Linked DNA regions of Homo sapiens: all the other regions are linked to region 3. A link is a loop called in an ENCODE intact Hi-C map of the cell type or tissue named here. Cell type or tissue: endothelial cell of umbilical vein. All regions are shown on one strand.

Evidence for each region. A loop is a pair of places that touch in the nucleus more often than their neighbours do. Peaks named below come from ENCODE experiments on the same cell type or tissue, not always from the same donor. Only the 100,000 strongest peaks of a DNase experiment are listed, where the experiment ranks them.
Region 1: a loop joins it to region 3, with 5 times the contacts of the local background. A loop is called at or near these places in 2 of 110 quality-filtered maps.
Region 2: it touches region 3 in a loop (4-fold over the local background); 6 of 110 quality-filtered maps call a loop at or near these places.

The regions. Positions count from the first base shown.
Region 1 is chr1:58,751,927-58,759,926 of GRCh38, forward strand. LOC112268263 (a long non-coding RNA gene) reads left to right here. Exons shown (of 9, transcript XR_007066129.1): 7 at 5,717-5,874; 8 at 6,353-6,379; 9 at 6,561-8,000. Among named protein-coding and RNA genes, the nearest start is that of JUN, 28 kb to the right of the region's middle. RefSeq lists an enhancer at 3,076-4,275. In endothelial cell of umbilical vein, no CTCF peak of the experiment used is centred here; a DNase peak (open chromatin) is centred at 3,715; H3K27ac peaks cover 3,451 bases.
Region 2 is chr1:59,016,066-59,024,065 of GRCh38, forward strand. It overlaps LINC01358 (long intergenic non-protein coding RNA 1358), which reads left to right and starts at 4,411. Exons shown (of 3, transcript NR_110626.2): 1 at 4,411-4,558; 2 at 5,423-5,512. RefSeq lists enhancers at 4,093-4,142, 4,173-4,282. In endothelial cell of umbilical vein, no CTCF peak of the experiment used is centred here; a DNase peak (open chromatin) is centred at 4,306; H3K27ac peaks cover 1,146 bases.
Region 3 is chr1:58,810,323-58,818,322 of GRCh38, forward strand. The region is part of intron 1 of JUN-DT (JUN divergent transcript); the gene reads left to right. LOC101926907 (a long non-coding RNA gene) reads left to right here and starts at 4,118. Exons shown (of 2, transcript XR_246327.5): 1 at 4,118-4,190; 2 at 4,946-5,720. RefSeq lists enhancers at 3,606-4,602, 4,603-5,598 and silencers at 5,040-5,239, 6,052-6,201. In endothelial cell of umbilical vein, no CTCF peak of the experiment used is centred here; DNase peaks (open chromatin) are centred at 4,959, 6,139 and 7,949; H3K4me3 peaks cover 1,113 bases; H3K27ac peaks cover 4,549 bases.

The sequences.
Region 1 (8,000 bases), 58 kb before region 3:
ATGCCTGTAATCCCAGCACTTTGGGAGGCCAAGGTGGGTGGATCACGTGGTCAGGAGTTGGAGACCAACCTGGCCAACATGGTGGAACCCCGTCTCTACTAAGAATACAAAAATTAGCCGGGCATAGTGGCATGTGCCTGTAATCCCAGCTACTTGGGAGGCTGGGGCAGAAGAATCGCCTGACCCAGGAGACAGAGATTGCAGTGAGATGAGATTGTGCCACTGCACTCCGGCCTGGGCAACAGAGTGAGACTCCGTCTCAAAAAAAAAAAAAAAAAAAAAAAATCAGGGCTAAATTGAATGAGCTGAAAGGTCCGTTCTGACAGAACTCTCTTCAACCTAATAATTGCTAAGTATCTCCTCATAACTCCCAAATGTTAGTGTCAGCTCTATATACTGGAGTCACAGAAAACAAGTTCTTTCAGTTTTAGGAGAGGAAATAAAGTGGGTGGAGAAAAAGAACTGGATGGTCTGTAGCTGCCATTCTGTTTCCTTTTCACTAGGTTGTTCTTAGCGGACTTTTAACTTTCCAGATTCTTCTAATTTTTATTTTTATTTTGAGGCAGAGTCTCACTCTGCTACCCAGACTGGACTGCAGTGCACAATCTTGGCTCACTGCAACCTCTGCCTCCAAAGTTCAAGTGATTCTCATGCCTCAGCCTTCCTAGTAGCTGGGATTACAGGCGTGCACCAACGCTTGGCTAATTTCTTTGTATTTTTAGTAGAGATGGGGTTTCACCATGTTGGCCAGGCTGGTCTCGAACTCCTGACCTCATGTGATCCACCCACCTTGGCCTCCCAAAGTGCTGGGATTACTGGCATGAGTCATCACACGTGGCCTAGATTCATCTAAATTTTAAAACATGGGATGTTGCAATCAGATAGAAGAGCCAGATCCAGTATTGGCAGCTGTTACTGGTTTTGTGACCTGAAGAAGCTAATCAATGTTTCTAAGCCTCAATTCCCTTCTCTGTAAAAGTGGGTGCTCACAGTGTTGTTGAGAAGATTAAGCAGGGAAGAGTGTGTGAAACTACCTTACACATAGCAAGGGCTCAATAAATGGTAGTAACTGTTCTTTGTTTTAAAAAATTTTTGCTTAATCCACTGCACAATAAAGTGACCCATGGAAGACCTTGGGAAATGTTTACAGGTTTCAAATTTGGTGTTTGCCAAGTATTGCAAAACATCTACCCCTCCTCACTACACACTTGTACTCCTGTTAAAATACATTACTGTGCTTGAAGGTGTCCAGTCTTCTATTGTCTTGCATAGTAGCACAGGCGAGCTTGGTGAAGGTAGGTGGAATCAGGGTGTGTTTTCAGCAACAAGTGAGCAGAGGAGCTGAGCGGGTGGTTCTGAGCAAAGGGCCCGAGAAGTGACAGCAGAGGGGGAGTGATGCCGAAACGATAATATTAGAGTACACAGAGTAATGCACAGCTGCCAGGTCACACAATTTGAGAACTGCTTCAGAACAGTCAACTCTTCCACGCTGTTGCTAAGAGACGGGGGAGGTGGGGAGGCATTCATCCCTTGAACAAAAGGGAGGGGAAAAACACGAACAGACATGAACTCTAAGTTTTGGAAATGATTTCATGGACTCCTATTTTCTGAACGTTAGTGTCTTTGGAGACATTTTCATGTGTTGAGTTCCTACTGTGTGCTATGTGTGGCTCAAGGCACTGGGGAGAGAGCAGTGGACAAAGTCCCTGTTTTCATGGAGCTTCTATTGGATTTGGTCTTCTCCTTTGATGTTGAGGGGACTGACTGAGGTCCTCAGAAGGGAAGAACTTGCCTAAGAACTGAAGGCAACCTATTGGCAAAGCTGATATTTGAATCCAGGCCTCCTAAATCCAAGATCGAGACTTTTTCCATATACTACATTTTACAAAAGAGATTCATCTGCAGCAGATTTTAACGTTAGCTAGGACTTAAGTACCTCAGCTAGGTCAAGGTCCATTCACTGGAGATTTCTGCAAATGAGTCCAAAAAAATGATGTTTTTTTAATTTCAAGTGTCCCACGGAGAAGTTTCATATTTATTCAGAGTCCTTGTCTTCCATTATTACACCTAGTTGAATGAAACTGTATAGTATGAAAGGAGGTAGGGAGAATCAAAACAGGAAAAAGATTTGGGTATCTCATAACTGCTGAAAATTAGCAAGACATGGAAGTCAAGAGATCTGGGTGCAGAAGCAGTTTCTACTTCTTCCTACCTGTGACCTTACCTCTTTAGGCCTGTTTTCCCACCTATAACATGAGGGATTGCATTATAATAATCTCAGCATTCTTCTCCAGCTCTAAATTTATGATGAGTCACCCAACAGTGCCATGCAGTGAAAATAGCCCTAAGGCCCTAAGATGTAATTTCAGAGAGTGACTGTGGTTCAAAGATGAAAAACTGAGTGTTAATTGCCCCTTCTCCTGTGCTCCCATGGTCCTAGGGCAGGGTGCTGCTGTAGTGCACATTCTGCTGTGCATGCTGAGAAGCTGGCTCCGGGTCTGCACCAGCAGAAAGGTCTGTGCTTATGGAGGGTGAGCACTGTGTCCTGTGCACTGCCACGTGACTGTTTTTGTAGGCCTTTCTTCCCATCAGACCATGACTACTTTGATGGCAGGGACCATGTCTTATTTATCCTTCTGCCTTAGTGCCTGCCGCTGAGTAGTCTGTAGATGTTTACAGAGTGAAGGAATCAATGAATAATGACTGAGTGAGAAAACTATACTTTTTCAGGGTCAATAAAGGAAATAGCACAAGAGAATCTCCCCTGATAAACTTGTCAAAGTGATCCCAGAATTAAACATTCAGGCTGGAGAGGTTATTAGTGACTTGCTTAAGGCCACATTGTTTAAAAGCAGCAAAGCTAGGACTCCTTTCCTCTCTCCTTTTCTTTCTTTTATTCAGTACCCCAAAAGGGTGTTTGGCTCCAGCATTGAACACAGGTGACTTTGAATAACAATTTATCGGAACAAGATGAATTTTGAAGCAGGTAGGAGGGTGGCTTTTGAGTCTGACAGATGTGGGTTCAAATCCTCTGGGGCCGCTGACTATCAGTGTGATCTATGGCAACTTAACCTCCCGGAAGCTCAGTTTCCTCGTGTGAAAAGTAGAAGTGATAACATCTCCACCATCTCCCTTGCAGGCTGCTTCTGTGGGGTCATTTGAAGGCTTATGGTTAACCCAGATAAGAGGTAGGATGGGAGTTTCTAACACAAGTCTCTTACTGTCCTGCACGATTTGTTGCTTCAGAGAAATGGGGTCTTCTCTATCTTTTTTGAAATTCCATTGTTGGCTTAGACAATGAGTAGCCTTCTGTGTATGTGATGTACATTCTCCCCCAGACCTACTGTTATGTATTTTCCAGCCTACTGAGGTAGTCCAGGCCCATTCACTATACACATCAGTGTGTGCTGGCTTGTGTTTTTACCCTTTCTGCAGCTACAGCCTGAACTAAGACTGGGTCCTTGCAGCTCTCCAACACATGATTGCTGCCTGCCAGAACCACAGACCTTTCTCGGGACTGGCACGAATTTCAGCCAACAGAGCCTGCACAGAAACACATGGAAAAGGCTTCCGGTGGAGCTTACTGTGAGTCACAGACAGCCATAGTTGCACTGGATAGAGAGCTGGCAGATGCCATCAGCATATGCCCTTAGAAACTTTGGTTGTTTTGTGGCCTGGAGAAGAGCCCAGAATTATGGAGCCTAAGAGGCAGCACCTCTGCTTTCTGAAGAGGAAGCCGTAGTGCCGTGGACTTCACCACGTGCACAGTGGCTGCATCCAGACCTGAATGCCCCTCTCATTACTCACCGGAAGTGAGCTTTGAACACTTCACACAGGAAGATGACTCGCTCCTCCAACAAGATGCAGAAAGTCTTTCCAAGCAAATGACTTGAAGTGTTTAAATATTCTGTTTCTTAGTCTGCTTTTTTTCTGTTAAATCCTTCAGCTTGAATGAGCACCTTTATCTGCAAATTGATCTGGTTGTAGCATCCCTTGACCATGTAGGTGGATTTTTAATTTGTACTTAAGGCCAGTTACAATATGCCATCTGCAACTCTGCTCCCTTTATGCTCCTGTAGCACTGCTATAGAGAGGAAGGGTTTGTCGTAGCAATGGGAAATAAAACAATGAGCATACAACTTTTACAATTGGAAATGAAGAAGCATAAAAAAAAATAACGGCTGATATTTGTTATCGGTCAGGCCTGAGTATGAGAATTATGGGTCTCTAACATGCCTGAATTAGCAAGAGGATGAAATTGCAAGAAGGCAGGCTGGAGAACAACCTCTTGACCCCACTCAGCATTTTGGAGCATGGCAGCTTAACAGATCCAACACAGAAAACAAGGGAATGGGTTAGTCTGGTGCTCATTCTCAAAGGTAGATGTGTCTGAAGTGAGAACTCTTGTTTGCATTCTCTGGAACCAAGTAGGGATCTGTCATCTTTTGGGAAGATCTGTCCTTCCTCAGCAGGTGTCCCATCAGCAAGGACAAAATCTGGAACCCAGATTCCAGGGAAAGAAACTAAGAAGAGCTAGGCATGGATCCAGGCCATTCAACAATAGGCTAGGGACAACAGCAGGCTCTGAGCTCAGGGAAGGGACGCTTGGGCAGAAACTAGTCTTACGGGATTGGGGAAGGTAGCACAGTATCACAGGGAGAGCATGTCTTTGGACTTGAAGAGACATAGATTATAATCCCAGTTTTGGTGCTTACTAGCTATGTGATTGCAGGTAGGTCAGTTTCCTTCATGGGACTCATCTGCAAAATAATTCTTACAGAGGCATCATAATACCCAAGATCATAGTCAAATAAACTTGGAATAGAAACTCTGGCCCATCATTTATGAACCATTAGTTCCTTAACTTTTGTCCTAACCTTCCTTAAGCCTCAGTTTTCCTATCTGTAAAAAGGAGATAAGATTACTTATCTTAGATCTAGTGTGAGGATTAATTGAAACATTGCAAGTACAATACTCAGCATAAGGCTCAGAACACAGAACACATTCCATAAATGGTGCTATGATTGGTCCTGGGATATTGGCTCCTGGTCTGGTTGGCAGTGAAGGCAAGGAAAACATGTGTGTGGGATATGCTGACAGTTTAGGGGATGTCCTAGAGTTTCCCATAGTTGTCCCAGTCAGTTTGATCTTGGTATTATGCACTAGGCTGTGTACTGTTTGGCCCCAGTTAAGATTCCAGGTCTGAGAACATTTTTGAAGCCCCTAGATGGATGGGCTGAGGTGATGAAAGAGGTAACTTTGATATGAACTATGCCTCAATAAGTGGGTTCTGCAAACTGGGGAAGGCAGGGCTGAAGCTGACAGCTTTATAGTTCAAAGAGTGTTTTCCCAAATATGATTTAATTTAATTTAACCCTTATAGCTTGCATCACCAAAATTGTCCCCAAATGAAGAAACAAAGATCCTGAGAGGTTCCCTAAGTGGGAGTCAGTGCTGGTACAGGGTCCTGAACTTGGCAAGACTGCAAAACCATGCTCCACCTGTGTCGCAGCAAGGCTGTGGTGTCTGTCCCAATGCAGTAGTCAGTGAGGATCTGCTCTCTGCTCAGTCCTGTGGAGGAGGCTCATAGTGTTGACCCTGTTCCTGCCCTATATATATGTGTATAGTATAATAATAATAATTCTGGGGATGTAATACAGTTACTATTTGTTGAGCACTAACTGCTTAACATATGCCATCTTATTTTTTTTCACAGAAAAACACCATAAATAGGATTTCTGATGTCCATTTTATAGATGAAGAAGGAAGGTTTAGCAAGGCCATTCAAGGATACACAGCTAGAGGACGAGATGGAATTGAAGTCCCTTTGTCAGCATCCTTTTCATTCTTGATGCCATTTCATTTCCCCTCCTGGTATGTTTTGTTATGCAGTTAGCTTAGGCCTAATTTTATATAACCAATTATAAACTGTGAAATAGGATTCTGGTATGAATTTCCTATTCTTCTCCCACTAAGCAACTGATGAATCCCTTCGTGGTCAGATGTGACGAATGGGATTGTTTCTGTTCTACTATGGTTTGAATTTCTACCTTGATAATTACACAAAAACACTATCAACAAAGGTGGACGCCAGGTAAACACTGCTCCCTCCTAAATGCTTCTATGGCTGAGATCCATTCTCTTGCTCTTTTTCTCCTTTCTTCAAGAACAGATGTTCATATTCTTTGCCAATTTTTCTACTGAGTTATAAGAACACATTATATATTAAGAAAATTAGTCCTATTTATTTGTCTTATAGGTTAGAAATATTTACCTGTTGGTCAATGGTCTATCATCTGAATATATAGTATTTTTGGGGGCCTCTGCATAATAGTTCTGTATTATTTTTTAGGAAAGCCTTCCCACTCCAAGAGAAAAAGTAAGTTATTTATATATCCACATCTTATGGGTCTTTGACTTTCTATTCTCTTCCACTGAATTGTCTATTTCCCAATTTCAGTTGTTACAATATTTATAGCTTTATAATTTGAGCTAATATCTGCCATTTTAAAGCTTTTTTTCTGGCTTCTGTTGCATTTTTATGTCTTTATTTCTTTCAGCTATTATACAAATGATACAACCTGCTATGGAAAAAAGAGAAATAACAGATAAGTATACAAAGAAAATACAAGAAAAACATGAACAGTAATAATCTTATCCAAATGTTACTGAGATATTTTTGGAGTACTTAATTTCAATCTTTTTCCTATATGCAAACACACACAACTTTTCTCTAACAAAAATCAGATCATACTGTACTAGCAAACACCCTACCTGAAATCTGTATATCCATTGCCTATTGATTATGCCCATTGCTTAACATACTATGTTTTATTTAATCATTATTTAATTGTTGAGTATGCAAGTTATTTCTGAGTTTTCACTCAAGCTGTTTACGCTTATTTCTGTCTGGGTGTGAATGAATCTTTGGCACATTCCTCTAGCAAGTTGATCAACATCTGGTCTAAGATATTCTTCGGTGTTGGGTTTGTGCTGTCCACATCAGCTTAGCAATGTCTGCACAAAGACTCCTTCCCCCTCAAAAGTGCCATTCAGACTTGCTGTGGGTATAAGGGGAACAATCTCATTGAGGAGAAAGTTGTCATTGTGGTTGAGAACATGAACTTTGGAATTGGATAGAGCTGTGTGAATTTGGCCTAAACTCCGAGTCTGCTTCCACATCTGTAAAATGTAGACACAAATAGTTACTCATAAGGTTCTGGTGGGGATTAAATGTGGTTATACCTGTAAAGTCCTTAGCATTATGCCCAGCACATAGTGAAGATGTTCGATAAATGATAACTAAACAAACATTGTGTCCCCTCCCACTACAACCACACTGCTCTCCCTCACCTTACAGACTTTGCTGCTTGACAATCTTGGGGTGGGGCTGCTGAAAACTGAATCTCAATTTAGGAAGCCATGTTGTCCCAGGATTAGGGTTATTGGCCTCACATAAGAATCTCCAAATCTGCAGAATCTCAGGCCCCACCCAAAAACTATTCAATCAGAAACTACATTTTCAAAAGATATCCCAGATGATTTGTATGCATAGTAAAGTTTGAGAAGGTTTTAGTCCAGGTATTCAGGAAGTGATGCTGGTTGTGTATGGAGGACAGGGGCCCAGGAACTGATGAAATCTCTAGTTTGGAATTCTCGATAGCATTTGCATTCTTTTTTTTTTTTTTTATCTCAAATCCATCACTCAGTAGCAATGTGATCTTCACAAAGCTCCCTTTACTTTTACCACCATAGTGTTGTAGGAGAAGCTCTATCTTCCAAGTCAGACAGATCTGGGCTTCAATTCCAGCTTTGTTAACTGGAGGACTTATTATTAGCTGGGAGGACTTGCGACAAATCATACCAACTTTCTGAGCCCAGTTTCCTTCCCTGTAAAATGTAGATAATACACCTTTCTTGAGGTGTTACTAGAGATAACCAATGATAAAGTGTTTGGGAAATCTGGCATATCGTAGGGGTACAATGAGTAAGTGGTTTGA
Region 2 (8,000 bases), 210 kb after region 3:
TTGAATGAGACAGTAAGGATTCTCAGGTCTGAGAGGCCTAAATTCCAGTGCTTGATTCACTCATGCAAACTCACTCTTCAGAGAGCCTACTCTATGCCAGGCATTGAAGCCAGCATCCTTGTCGTACAAGAACTCTTAACTCTGTGTGGGAGGTGACTTCAGGGGTCTGCCCAACCCCTGTCTGTATGATAGGGATTAGCACCCTTGCTCTGTTTGCAGTACAGGGGTGGGGTGTGAGGACCTGCTCTGTAGACCCCTGGGTCAAAGTTAGGGATGCGACATGTGCCAGGTGCAGTGTCTAGCACACTGTGGATGCTCAATAAATATCCATTGAGAGCATGAGAATAAATGAATGGTTTCTGCTCTCAGCCTTATTAGGGAAGGGCATGACCATTTACAGAACACCCGCTGTGCTTCACTGATGTCACAGCAGCGTGCACACAACTACAGCCAAGCCTTCCACCACACTGTCTCCCTCTGGGTCTTTGTGTGCCTCTGATGTCTTTTTCTTGCTGTCATGATCTCTTTTCTCTTTGCCCACTTCACTCTCACTCCTATGCAGGTGTCCACCTCTCTCTCTCTCTCCCTCTCTCTCTCTCTCTCTCTCTCTCCCCTCTTGTGTTTAAAAGTGAAACAGCAGGGCCAGGTGTGGTGACTTATGCCTGTAATCCCAGCTACTCAGGAGGCTGAGGCAGGAGAATCACTTGAACCTGGCAGGAGGAGGTTGCAGTGAGCCAAGATCGCACCACTGCACTCCAGCCTGGGCAATAGAGCGAGACTCTATCTCAAAAAATAAAAAATAAAAAGAATAAATAAATAAATAAAAGTGAAACAGCTTTGGGGCTGACTGGAGTTGGATGTAACCTGGAAGTTCTATGATTATACACCCCTTTGAGGGCTAGGATCCAGGTCAGTTTGTTCACCACAGTGTGCCTGACACCTAGCATTAGAGGCCATATTCAGTAGGAACCCGAAATATTGTTGCATAAACACATCGGTTTATATATATATGGGTGAGGAATGTATGCTTGGGAATGCTGAGGGGACCAGCACAGAACCAAAGAACACTGAGCAAGAAGCTACAGTTTTGCTCTAGCTTGGGCCTAAGCTTTAAGAGATGGGTTGAAAAAATTCCTTGAGGTTTTTAGAATGTCCAGCCAAGCTCCCTGTGTGAGAAATCTGACCGAGATTGTGAGTAGAAGCTTCTCTCCGGAATGAAGAGGCTGTGTCTAGAAACACCATCTCTGGGTTTTATCTCTTAGAGACATGAGGACCTGGGGAGCAGGGGGCTCTACAGAAGCCTAATGTTTTAGGAGCATGTAATGCAACATTCCTGACCTCAAGCAATAGTCAGCTCATAAAGATCTTAACTGTAATAGGGGTCCCTCCTCCTATTCTGCTCTGGTTGGTCGCATCAACCTGCACAAGTTCCCACTCTTTAAGCCCTATCCATCTGTTAAATGAAGGGTGCAGGTTAGATGATCCTTAAGGCTCTGCTGCTCTTGGATTTGTGAAATTAGCTAACGGATGAGCTGGGGATTTAAATAGGATTCCATGCCAGGGGCTTTTACCTTCACAGGACAATGGGAAACTAGGCTCTGATTGATTTCATTGCCTGCAGCACTGAATATGTCTGAGTTGCAGGCTGACTCATATAGGCCCTTCTAGAAGAGCTACTGGCCCAGAGAGGACGCTGCCTTCACTCTGAGGGTGGTCACCAGTACATGTGAATATGAGCGTAGAAATCCAGGTCTCTGCAGTGCAAGTGTCCATAATGGGGAAAAAACCACAAATATTTCACAACTCTCAGAAAAATAGTACTTGGTAGCCTATGCATGTTTATATTTCCTCCTTCAAGTGGTCCTCCCGCCTCACAACACACATACATGCATATGACCACAACTAATGCGATCAGGCAGTGTATACCTCCTAAACCACACACGTCCACATGCGCTCTTGCGGACATGCAACATACTTACATGTGTTACTTGGACACATGCCTTTGACATATATAGAGATTCTATGTGTTCCACACACATGCATATCCTGCATATTCAGACATTCCATTTTTGCCCTCACCTACTAGCATGTCCCAATCCCTGGAATGTGGCAAAAGGCAATAAAGGATGCAGATGGAATTAAGGATGCTAATCAGCTGACTTTATCTGAGTGGGCCTATGTAATCACAAGAGTCCTTAAAAGGTGGAGGAAGGAGGCAAAAGAATCAGCATCCAGAAGAATCAATGTCCAAATGTGATGTGAGAAAGACCCCACCAGCCTTGGCTGACTTTGAAGATGAAGGAAGGGGCCATCAACCAAGGAATGCAGGCAGCCTCTAGTTGAAAAGGCTGGAAAATGGATTCTTCCCTAGAGTCTCCAGAAAGCAGTAAAGCCTCCCACTGCCTTGATTTTAGCCCAGTGAGACCTGTGTCCAGCTTCTTACCTCTGGAGCTGTAAGATTATTAATTTGTGTTGTTTTAGGCTGTGAAGTTGTGGTAATTTGTTACAGGAGTGATAGGAAATGAACACCCACAGAATCAGACAGAGTCCCAACCTCATGAGTCTATGGTCTGAGAGAGGAGACAGGCACGAAACCAGGTGATAGACAACAGAGTAAGAGAGGCCGCAAAAACACAAAGGAGGACTCCCCAGCCTACACTTGGGCGTGGAGGGAAGATTTCCTCGTGGAAACTCCATAAAGGCAGGGACCAGTATTGACCCAGGTCTGCAACACTGACCACTATATCTGCACACACCCGATGCCGATAAGTGTTTGCTAGGGGAAGGAAGGAGGGAGAGAGGAAGAAAGGCAAGAGAAAGGCCAAAACTAGGACCCAATAGATAAATAGGATTTGAGGTGGGCGAATACAAGGTGGGGTGAACTGTCCCAGGCAGAAGACCTAGGGCTATTTTGAGAACTAAGTAGAGTTTCCTTTGGCTGGGACACAGTGCCCCACGGGGAACAGGGAAAGATGAGTAGGCAGGGCACAGATCAGGAGGAGCCTTATCAGCTATAATTAGACATTTGGCTCGTATCCTACGTGCAGTTGGTGCATGCTCGCTCTCGCTCGTTCTCTCTGGTTCTGTCTCCCCACCCCCACCCACTTGGGTGATATTTTAACATCTTTTAAATGAAGCATGTTTGTTTGATCTCATTTATGCTAAACAATGCTTATGGAACTATTTCCTCTTGTTCCCCAGGCCATACTCATGTCCCTACCCTTCAGCAATGATTGAGGACCTAGCTCCTCGGTTATCATTTTGGGTAAGATGGGCCCATCCAGTGGACAACAAGCACTGGATCTGTAACCACAGCCATCTGGGTTTGAGTTCATACTCCTTCATTTCCCAGCGAATGCTTAACCTCTTTCATCCCTGGTTTCCCTGTCTGGAAAATGGGTCCAGGACAGTGCCCACCTTAAGGGCTTGTTGTGAGAATCAAAAGAGCTAGTTCATAAAAGTGCTTTGAAAGGGCCAGATGTATCCTGAGTAGTCAATGGCAGTTGTCTACCACAATCGACACTCTTTGTATAGTTATTGTCAACCAGCCATAACTATTGTTACATGTTACATGAGTTTCCATGGCTCTCCAGATCTCCCTACCCTTCTGTACCCACCTCTGCACCCTAGGAGGCCGACCTGCATGGGCCCCATCAATGATCTCCCTTGCCTTCTAGCTCCCAATTGTGCCCAGCCTTTGCAAGTTACCAGCAAGAGATGCAGGGAGTGGCAGGAGAGTGAGGATGGGGGATTTATTCTCCCTGCTCCCTCCTTTTAGGATTTTGCTAGGGCTTGGCTGCTTTCTTCTCATGAAGGCAGCCTCTTTTTGGGGAGCCCTCTCCCTACAACTCCCGTCTTTTTGTTCCAGGAACTGCTCCCTCTTCTTGCCTTTTAAGAGATAGGGAAGGTAATGACTGCCTGCTGTTATAAGCCCCAGAGTTTCCTTTGCATCTAAGTAAATGATCTTTTCCTTAAATTCCCTCCAAGTTACACAGTTTGAGTGTACCATCCATTTTTTGCTAGAACACTGACTGAGACAACTTTTTTTTCAAATACTGGGACTGCTGGCTTCACAGACCGAGACTCCATCCTGATAAGGAAGCCCTTGTCCCTTGTCCCACTGGTTAGCTCTAGAACATTCAGCAAGGTGATCACATTGTCACAAGACCACTTCTTTTTCATTCTGCATGAAACTGAAAATGTCAAGAAAATTTCTGAGTTTAATAGACAACATGATCATACTCCAGACTAGAAAATGAAACCAAAACCAATTGACCTAGGCAGAAAGTTAGGTTGTAACGGGTTTCCTGCAGCCAAAGAGCCATGAGTCACAGCAGCTGGCTCAAGGCTGGGAGGGGAAGTAAAACACTAAATCTAAGGACCACTCTATTCACCCTACAGTGACTGCTCTTTTTCCCTCCTGCCACAGTCCAGGGTAGGAGATACTTCTCCAGGCTCTCACTTATGGGGGCTTTCCTGCTGGCTACATCACTGAAATGGAATCTCCTAGTGGCCCTTCTCCCTCTACAGCTCTGGTGTTACACTGAAAAACTAGAAGGTCAGTCCCTTTTATATTTACCACCATTAAGGTTGCAGGAGCCCAGCATGTCCCCATAGGCCTCCTTCTCCATTCTCCTCTTCCCCTTGTTTTGTGCCTGGTTTGTTTCCTGTCCAAATTGGGTCCTCCTTTTCTAGACCATGAGCTTGCTGAGGTCAGGGAATGAGTCTTCGTATCCTTGGTACCCAGTTCAGAGCCTGCCTTTAGGGAGTGTTTACTCTAGCACTGTGGTTAGGCAAAGAGATGTGAGTTTGAGTCTTGGTTTCCTTAGTCTTTTATCACTCACTTCTCAAATTAAGCCATTTGTATTTTTTTTTCTCTCTCTCTCTTTAGAGACAGGGTCTCACTCTGTCACCCAGGCTGGAGTGCAGTGGTGCAATCATAGCTCACTGCAGCCCTGAACTCCTGGGCTCAAGCCATCCTCCTGCCTCAGCCTCCCAAATAGCTAAGACTACAGGTGCACATCAATGCCTCTGGATAATTTTTTTTTTTAATTTCTGTAGAAACAGGGTTTCACTATGTTGCCCAGTCTGGTCCCAAACTTCTGGTCTCAAGCAGTCCTCCTATCTCAGCCTTCCAAAGTGCTAGGATTATAGGCATGAGCCACTACATTCAGCTACTGCTTGTATCTTCTGATTCTTGTTTTGATACCACTGACCTTAGGTAGGGTATTTTATCTTCCTGAATTTTATTTTTCTATGTGTATAAAGGAGATTAAATTATCCTTCTAATAGGCTTGTTGTGGGGATTAAGTGAAATAGTGTATACAAAGTTCTTAGCATACTTTGAAGCTATTATTTTTATTATTATGCTAGTAAATAAAACTTTCTGGAATTAGAGACTCACATGCCTGTTTGTCTACAGTTTCAAAACAGACAAGGGAAAAAGAGAAACATCAGAAAGTCTGATTAAAGTAGAAGCATCATATTTCTATCAACGTATCCACTGTGCTTGGTAAGTGGCAGTCTCTCGTCCTGTAAGAGACTTGGGCTTTGAAAAGGGCTTTGGATCTCAGATCTGTCGACATGGGCCTTGTCATGAACCTCAGCTTCCTCATCTCCAAAACTGCTATAGGCCAGGCAAGGTGGCTCACGCCTGTAATCCCAGCACTTTGGGAGGCCGAAGCAGTTGGATTGCTTGAACTCAGGAGTTTGAGACCAGCCTGGGCAACATGGTAAAACCCCATCTCTACCAAAAATACAAAAAAAAAAAAAATAGCTGGGTGTGCCCGTGGACACAGCTAACTGGGAGGCAGAGGTGAGAGGATTGCTTAAGCTCGGGAGGTGGAGGCTGCAGTGAGACAAGGTCATGCTACTCCACTCCAGCGTGGGTGACAGAGCGATACCCAATCTCGAAAAAAAAAATGGTATAGTAATAGCCTCCGCTTGAGGTTACTCTTTCACTGAATGATAAGTGAGCACCTACTGTGTGTCAGACGTTACTCTAAGCTGCAGACACAGCCTCAAAAAAGACAAGCTAACCCCTGCCACCATGGGGCTTATATTTTAATTGGGAAAGGGGCTGGAAAAGACAGACAATAGACAAATCAATAAATTCATTAAAAAGCTAACTTCAGGAATTGATAGGTGTTATGGGGAGAATGAAAGAGGACCCTGGGATATAGAATGACTTTGTGGGGGAATCAGGTTGGGATCCCTGGATCAGGTGGTCAGGGTGGGACTCTCAGAGAAAATGACTTTTGAATTTAAATAAGAATGAAAAGAAAAAGCCAACCGTAGGCAGACCTGGGGACGGCCAGTGCAAAGGTCAGAAGTGAGACAAGGTCATAGAGTAACCAGGGTTAAAATAAGGTGATGCGGCCTAACTGGCCAGAACAATGCCTGACAAAGGTGCTGCTTTCCCCAATATCTTCAAATCCTTAAGGATCTACTGTGTGCTGGTGTAAGATGCAGAAATCAGTAAATCATGCTACTATCTCTAAGAAACTCATGGTGTAATATAGGAGAAAAAAAGACACCATCAAAATAAATGAATCAAGACCAGGCAGATGAACATAACTGAAAACAAGTGATAGCAACCTGGGAGATGACATAGACATGGATATGGAAATGGATATGGATATGGGTAGATATGGATGCAGGTACAAATGTGGATAAAGGTGGGGATGTATGTTGGGAAAGGCAGTCTCTTGCATGCCGTCTTTCCACCCCTGCTTGGCCACCTAAGAATGCGCATTGGGCCTGGAAGACTTCCTTACCAAGAAATAAAGAATCCTCAGCCTGTGCTGGACTTATCACCTTTTGTGGGAATATCTTTTTCTGTTTGTACTCTTTTGCTTTGCTTAAGGGCATGCATCATATGGCACTTAGAAACTTCGCTACTGTATCTGTCCTTTGCAGGCAGGGGATGGGCCCTTCTGCTGCAGCATAAGAGGGGTCATTCAATGGCCTGTGTCAGCTACTGGGATGGACCTGCTGTCCATGGGATACTGACACCCACTAGTGAAGCAGATCTTGCTCTGTCTCTTCTCTGTGTGAGTAAAGTTCTGTTCCATCCAGTGCTTGACTGTGTTGTGTTTTTCGTGGCAATTTCAATACCAACATGCAGTGGGCACAAGCGCTTAGACTTCTACTCCGGTTAATAGGAAACAGATACCACTTGCTTGCCAGTTGGATGTGGATATTGGATGTGGATAGATGTAGATATCAATTAAAAGAACAAATGAATACGTGATTGAATGAGTGAATACATATAAGGAGGGAGAGGGTTGGGTCAGGGTAGATGAGAAGGGGGATGAAGGAGGCAGAGGTGGGCAGAGGTGGTGATGTAGAAGAGGTGTTCACCACTGGGAAAACTCCAACTGGGCTGGAGCAGAGGATCCTTGTATGGAAATCATGTCTGGAAACTAGCAGAAGACCAGTTATGGACAATTTTGGCTTTGCTTTGTGGGCCTATCATGCTATTTATACTTATATGATTAACAGACATTTCTATAACATACCAGACCTGACAAAGCTGCTACAACACACCTGAGTTCACATGAGTATGTATTGTTTCTCCAGTTTCCATTGGTAAAAGTGCAGTGCAGAAAATCGTTTTCTGCCCTTTCTCTGTGGCCACTTTGAGGTCAGAGATTGTGTCTTAAATTCAACAAGAACAGAACTGGAATAGTAGAATCTTGTTTTGTTGTGTTTTTGTGAAAAACATAAAAAGGCTCATTTTAGGCTTTAATAAAAGAAGGGGCCTGGAGGCATCACTGGTGATGGTAAAAAAAAAAAAAAAAAGCCATAATTTTATGTTTTTATAAGATTTTAAAATGTTAAAATCAAATTATGAGACATAAATCAGGATGTTCAGAAAAAATTATAAGAACCCTCATGATGTTTATCAATGAATGATCCGTTTGATTCTGTGCAGCCTCATGGCCAAAACCAAGCACAGAGTTAGTCAGATAACTGATCTCCTCTACACATATGATCTT
Region 3 (8,000 bases):
AGCCTGTAGTCAGAGAGACCTGGTGTGTATGGAGTCTAGAGGGCCCTCTGAGGTTTGAGATAGGCCTAATAGTCTCCCAAAGACCCCTGGTCCCTGCTCACCTAGTGCCATCATAGAAGGGAAAAGATGTTCTTGGTGTCACTGGAGAACATTTGGCTTTGGAGATAAGTGTTTGGGCCACCAGCCCCCTTCAAGAATATATAGCAATTATGAGTGTCTGGATGGACCTCATTTTTTGCACTGGGCGGATAGATTAACCAAACCTCCCAGAAGTGGAATGAATAACAAAGAGAAAGGTCTTTGCAATTCTAGGGCTTGTCCTTTCACATCTCTTTTAAGGCTTGTGAAAGCAGCGAGCAGTGGGGAGGGAGATGGGTGGAATGGGCATTTGTTAACGAGGAGAAATCCTGAGATGCTTGGTTGTGTGACCTGGGGTTGGGAAGCCACTCCACTTCACATCTCTGAGTCTCAATTTTCCCTTCTGCCATTTGGCAAAGGGAATGCTTCCCTTCCTCTTCCCCTGCCCCAGACGGCTGCTGTGAGAATGAGATGAGAATATGTTTAGGGTTTTGGAGTGATGTCCGAACTCAGAGAAGGTGCTTAGGCCAAAGTCAAGAGGCCTGAGGTGTACTCCAGACTCTGCCCTGAACTCAGTATCTCTTCTTTCCGGGGCTTCCTTTCTATAAAATGGGGGAATGAGGGTAGCTTTCTTTCTTTTTTTTTTTTTTCCCTCAATGGTCACTTTTGATTCTAAATGCCATAATGCCATGACTGTTTTCTCAAAGTAGAGGATTAGATGCAACTTTTAGGAGATAAATGGATCATTTAATAGTTACCTGTTCAGTCATTTAACAAATGTTTAATGAGGACCTACCACATGTCAGCCACAGTGCTAGGTAATGGATAGAATAACAAACAAAACAGACGTAGCCCCTGCCCTCATGGAACTTCTAGTCTAGTATAAGACTGTTTGGAAGAACTTCCTCATCTCAGATAGTTGAAGAAGTTCCAGGGCTCCAAGGGGAATGTCGTTAGTTAAAAGAACAATGTCAGGAATGTAATAGGTGCTCAAATATTTGTTAAATGAATAAATCAATACAAGCACCTGAAGGAAGCTCTTGCAGTAACCCTAGAGTTAGGAGCAGTTCTTTGGAGTCCAGAAAGACTGTGGGAGCTCTGGCAAAGGGTGTATGTAATTGCTAAATAGTTTGTTTGTTGAGACACCTGTGGATGGGAGGATCTGCCCCTACCTGCCTGGTTCTCAAGGTGGCCACTTACTGGGAACAACGATGGCTTCACTTGCCAGGTCTTTTCCCCAGAGGTGGAGCCCATGCAGATGCTGGAACTGAAGGGGGGAAGGGAAAAGTGGCCAGGGAAAAATGCCAGTGTTTGTATGACATTTGGGCTAAGCCCAGAGGACCCATAGAGATTGTGGGGTCTCATCTGTATCCTGTCAGAGGGGTAACTGAGGCCTAGATGGGATGTGAGGTCACAAAAGAGTTGGCTCCAAGCCATGTCAGGAGGCTGGATGGGGAGGTGGAAAGAACCTGGGCTTAGGAGTTGGAGAGTACTTGGGTTTGAAGGCTGTGGATCCTTGGGTAAATCACTTAATCTCTCTGAATCAGCTTTCTCATCTGTTGAAGAGACATCACAGTGGTGGCATCTGAAAGATGTCATGAGGTATAATGTGTCTTGGACACCTAAAATCAGGACCCAGGACTAACTATAGACCTGATAATCAGTATTTATAATTATTACATTATTAGGACCCAGGTCCTATTTCTGTGCAATGTTGAAAGATAGTGATAAGAACAATTTAGATCAGAACTTACAAGTTTGCATGATCTTCATTATAAATGAAATAGTGAAACAATGCTGAGCGGATTTACAGAGGCGTAACTCATTCATTAACCAGCTTAGACAGGCATTTTCCCCCCTCTTTGGGATTGGTTTTCTCTTCTGTTAAATGGGGATAATTTTTATGCTCAACCTCTTCTCATCCATCTATTAAACATTTATTGAATGCCTATTAGGAGTCATAATATGCTTAGTGCTGAGGACACAGGAAGAGGACATAGTTCCTGACCCTAAGGAGCTCATTACCTAGTGGGACACTATTAAACAGATACAACACAGAATAGTATGTATAGAGCATGGTATGTAGCAGGGGCCTATTCCTGTCTGAGTGGACAAGGAGGCTTCCTAGAGGAAGCAACATTTAAAGCTGAGGGCTGAAGGATGAATAGGATTTAACCAAGTAAAAGTAAGAAAGGAAGTGGGGAGCTGGAAAGGGCATTCCAGGAAGAAGAAACTGCATGTGCAAAGGCCAGGAGGTCAGAGCGCACAGTGGATATGACGATGTGGCTAGCTGAGCATGTCTGTGCAGTGTCAACTTTGTTGTGAACACAGAGGGAGGCTACTGGGAAATTTTAAGCAAGAGAGTTGGAGTATGATCACATTTGCATGTTAGAAAGAACACTCAGGGTTATATGCACTTGAATGAAGTTTTATTATGGAGAGCAGTTGGAACAAGTCGATTCTTTCCTCCTCCTCCATCATCCTCCTCTTTTCCCTGTCCACATAACATGGCTCACATGAGATAAAATAACCCACACAAGCATGCCTTGTGTAATGTCTGCCACATAGTAGGTGTCCAATTATCATATAATTCCCCCCTTTTTAAATGTAGTTCCTGAAAGAGAAATCCCCTGGCATGAAGCACAAGTTGGGGCAAAAACGGTGAGGGTGTGGCTGTTTGTATCTTCTGGCTGGTGTTTGGGTATAGCCGACAGGATTTAGGTCAGAGGAAGTTCCCCAGACAGTTCAGCCTCAACCAGTCATCTGGGGTTTCAGGGAGGGCAGGTGAAGGTCATAATATCCCCCTATTTCAGGAGGCCACCCCTCCCCAGGATCCTGATCTTGAAATGTACCAGACATGGACCATTGCGTTAATTTGTCTGGGTCGGCTTCCTCATCTGTAAAATGGGTATAAGGTTACCTGTGCTGTCAGCCACATGGGGTTGTTGTAAGAAACAGAAAAGTGTGAACCACCACAAAATAATATAAGACTACATTAATTAATGGCTACCCTGGGCTGGGCCTTGTTCTGTGAAGTAGATATTATCAATTATCCCTATTATACAGATAGCAAAACCAAGGGTCAGAGAGATTATGTGAATCACCCACAGGCACAGAATAAGTGGCTGTAGCTGGAGCGCTGGCATTTTAACCACAACACTGTGACACCATGACTTGTTCTCCTTTGAAAACCACCTCCTGCTCCCTGAGCTCTTAGCTTGATGCAGTACTCCAGAAATGAGTGTAGAAAGATGGAAGAAGGAAGGAAAGGGGCAGTGTTTGAAGTCTGAGAGTCTTTCCAGATGCCTCCCTACTCCTCACCCCACCAACTCAGGGTCTTCTTCCAGATGCACTCTGGGAAATGGCTCATGGCATCCTCTTAAAATGACCTGTTACCTGACTCCTCATTAGATGGGGACACGTGGGGGAAGGGACTGTTTGGTTTGCGTTGGTATCCCCAGGGTCTAGTACAATGGCTGGCACTCAGTAAATGTTTGTGAATAAATTCCTCCTGTCATTGTCTGAATTTTCTGCCCATGCTGTCCTCTTGGCCAAGAGATCTAAAAGCAAACGAGCTGGGGCTTCTGGAAAGTCTTCCAAGGTCAGTGGATGCATGTGTGATGGAGGCCCAGCAAGAGGTCAGTGTGTTGCCCTGGGGCAAGCCTGCAGGATGGACCCAGAGGGCTGGGGTGGCCGGCTTCATCCAGCTCATTTTTCCCAAGGGATCTGGCGCTCACAGGCTGCACATAGAGCCCACGTGTTGTGTTGCGTGAGGACCCCTAAGGATTTGTTGAGTGGTCCTAGGTGCTCAAGTCACTGTACCTGCAGGGTGGCTTGAGCTGGGCCCACCTGACTGATTGGCTGGTCAATAGGTGGCCTGAGAACCAAAACTAGCCTCCAGCACATTGAGCAACCGGCTTCCTTCCTGCCCCGGGTCAGGAGCTGGGCCAGGGAAAGTGAAGAAACCTGTTTGGGGCCTCGGCAGGGTGGGCGTGGGTGGGGCCCTGCCGGGAAAAGAGGCGCCTAGACCAGTTAGTTTCCTTTGCTCCAGGACCGGATGCGGAGCCGGGACTCAGGTGGAGGCAGGAGAAATACGCACCCTGGGTGCACCTGTAAGTCCTCCAGGACTACATTGGTTTTGGCTATGACATGACCAGGGGCTCTGGGTCGGTGGTCACCGGGCGTGGGGCTTCTGGCTGCTAAATCAGGAGAGTGAGCGGGCCGGGCGGCGGCGAATGAGTTGACGGGTGGAGCTGGAAGAGGCTTTGGCGATCCAGCGGGCAAGCGAAGGACACCGCGGGAAGGGGTGGTACCCGGAAACGCAGCTGGGCAGTCGCGCCGCTCCCCTGTCCTCGCCAGCGCGCTTTCTCTTCCTGGCCCCTGCGCCTCCTCCGGGCCCCGCGGTGGCGTGAAAGGCGCTCAGGACAGACTTGTATTTGAATCCAAGCTGTTCCACCCACACGCTTTTGTTCTTGGGCGAGTGACTTCTATCTGACCCAGAGTTTTCCCAGACGAAAGTGGGAAGACGGTGCCTACCCCAAAGCGTCGTGGGAATGAAAGTCAATGAAGTGACATAGGAAAGGTGCCTAGCACATGGCAGGTGCTGAGCAAAGCGGGGTTCCCTTTCCCTTTGTTTAGCCCCAAGATCTCACTCCTAGCCCTGAAGTCGCGCCCCAAAGGCAGCCCCAGGACGGCGGGGTCTGGGAGGCAGGAGGCCTGGCCTGGCAATAACTCATTTGAATCATTTGATCCTCAAATGGGATGGGGGCGAGTGGGCGGATTCTGAGGCTGCCTTTGGAATGCGTTTCTGTGATCCTAGGAGGGAATTTCAATGCATTCTTCCATTCACGTATTTATTTATTCACAGATTCCTATCAGGCGAAGGCCGCCTTTCCTGGCCTCCCCCACAGGCCCGCCAGCGATTCGTCCTTACAAGGCTAGCCTCCACGGGCTGCCCTCTGTGTAAATAAAGCCACAGACTTCCGCCCACAGGTCGCCGCAGGTCCCGCCCGCAGCGCCGGGCCGCGGGGGAGGCGGGAACTGGTGCTACGGCCGCTACGCAGGCCTCGGGAGGCTCGGAGCCCGCCACGCCCCAGCCCTCTCGCAGGGCCGGGGAGCCACGGGGCCAAAAGGAGGAGCAGGTGGAAGAAATCCAGGCTCAGACCGTCGGAGTCCCCACCCATGAGCACCCTTCTCCACTGATCACTCAGAACATGGTAGGCCCTAGAGAGACAGCAGCCCGAATCTTCCCAGAAACCCTGCAGGAGATTCCTTCTTCCCATTTTATAGAAGGGAGGCTGAGGCTCGGCACGTTGAAATGGCTTGACCAAGGTCCCACAGGCAAAAAAATGGTACAGCAAGATATTGTAACCCAATATCTGGCTGCAAAACCCAGTCTCTCCCCAACCCACCTATCGTCACCGAGATTGTAAAACTTCTAACCGGGAAGAATCAAATACATGCACAACGGGTTACAGGTTAACAGACAGATGGGAGCGGAAAGGGACATTCCAGCGCTTCCCTGGGCGTGTCGCACAGGGCAACTCCAACCACAGGCGAATTTTCCTGGGTGACAGTTAAACTCCTTTTTGCATGAAAAAATACAGATTCTTATTAAAACAATAATCGATTAGACTATAAAACTCTCAAAGTTATTTCGGATCAAAATTATTTTCGGCTGTTTCCACACCTTTTTTTCTCGATTGTGCAGAAATTCTTCACACCGTCTGCACAGATGGGCAAACTGAGACCCGGACGAGTCCCATTGAGAGAGAGAGGCAGAGCCGGGGTTGGGAGAAGACTGAGATTTCTGGGATCCGGCTTGGGGTGTTTCCGCTGGGTGGGGGCGCCGGTTTGCGAAGAGCTTTCCTCGGACAGCTACTGCTGATTTTTGTCGCTCAGCCAGCCAAGTGGGGGCGATTCTGAGTAATCGCAGGCAATCAGCGCGGCTGGGGTTAAAAGCGAAAGGGACTCGCGGGCGAACGGCCGGGGAGGGCGGCGGGCACAGAGCCCAGACGCCGGCAAAGGCGGGGCGCCGCCGGGGTTCCCTCGGTGCGAGCGCGCGCGGCACTTCCTGCTTTTGCTCCTCCCTGCGGTCCTGCCGGCCGTTGTAAACTGGCGCTGCGGGCCACACCCGTGTTCCAGGCCCGCTAACCCACCGGCGGCCCCAGAGCCCCAGGCGGCCCCAGAGACCCAGCCTCAATCCTCAGTCCTCGTACAGTCCTCAGGTCCAAGTTCTGGCCATAGGAACGCCAGCCAGATCTGCAGCTCAGCTAGCTGAATTTCAGGTTCCAGAGACCTGGCCCTTTTCTTCCATGTAGGGGACAGTCAGGTTCTCTGGCCTGGGTTTTCTAAAAGTACCCAGAGTTGAACTACCTTCCACTCAGCAATCCCATTACTGGGTCTGTACCGAAAGAAAAATAAGTGGTTCTTCCAGAAAGACACATGAATCCCTATGTTCATCGAAGTGCTATTCACAATAGCAAAAACTTGGAATCAACCCAGGTGCTTGTCAATGGTGGATTGGATAAAGAAAATATGGCTCATACACACCACGGAACACTATGCAGTCATAAAAAGAATGAAATCGTGTCCTTTGCAGCAACATGGATGCAGGTGGAGGCCATTATCCTAAGTGAACTAATCAGGAAAAGAAAATCAAATACCACATATCCTCACTTATAAGCAGGAGCTAAACAATGGGTACACATGGACATAAAGGTGGACATGATAGACACTGAGGACTACTAGAGTTAGTGGGAGAGGGAGCAGAGCAAGGGCTGGAAAATTACCTCTTGGGTGCTATGCTCACTATCTGAGTGACAAGCTCAATTATACTAAAAACCTCAGCATTAGGCAATATACCTTTGTAACAAACCTGCACATGTACCCCCAATTATAAAATAAAAGTTGGGACGGGTGCAGTGGCTCACTCTTTTAATTCCAGCACTTTGGGAGACAGAAGGGGGAGGATGGCTTGAGGCCAGGAGTTTGAGACCCACCTGGGCAACAAAGTGAGACCTCATCTCTACAAAAAATTTAAAAATTAGCTAGGCATGGTGGCGTGCACCTGTGGTCCCAGCTACATAGGAGGCTGAGACAGAAGGATTGCTTGAGCCTAGGAAGTCGAGGCTGCAGTGAGCCATGTTCCTGCTACTGCACTCCAGCCTAGGCACTGGGCTGGACACCGTTTCAAAATAAAGTAAAATAAAAGTTGAAAAAAATATATAAAACAAACAAAACAACCCACACTTGACATTTGCTGACTATATGGCCTTGGGAAAATTACTTAACCTCAGTCTCAGTTTCTGCATCTGTAAAATGTGAGTTACTGACACTTACCTCATATAATTGTTGTGAGAAGTAAATATGTGCCTATCTGTAAAGGCCTAGAACATTTGAAAAAAAACTAATTAAATGCTATGTTTTGTTATTAGTGTTAGTTAGGCCTAGGTAGGAATCTTGTTTAGGCCACTTAAGAACTGGATGACCAGGCAGGTGTACTTTCTTCAGTTTCCCCACCTGGAAAAAGGAGTTTATTACACTTTATGTCACAGGGTGATGGTGAGGTCCCCATTATCCAGCAATTCCACAAGTGATGATGTTTGCAACTCTTACTGTTTGCCAGCACTGTCTTAAGCATTTGACCCTTATTAACTCATTTAATTCTACAATTACAGTATGAGAGAGGTATTAAGAGCATCCCATTTCACAAATAGGAAATTGAGGAACGAAGAAGTTAAATGACTTACCCAAAGTCACACAGCTACTAAGTAGGACTTGAATCTACAAAGTTTGGCTCCTTATTCCATATTCTTAATTCCTGCAGGATGTATCAGACACAATGCTAGGCAATGGGCATGCAGCCAGGAATGATACCACACACAGCTGCCTCCTCAACAAAGGCAAGGGGTTCCTTTCTG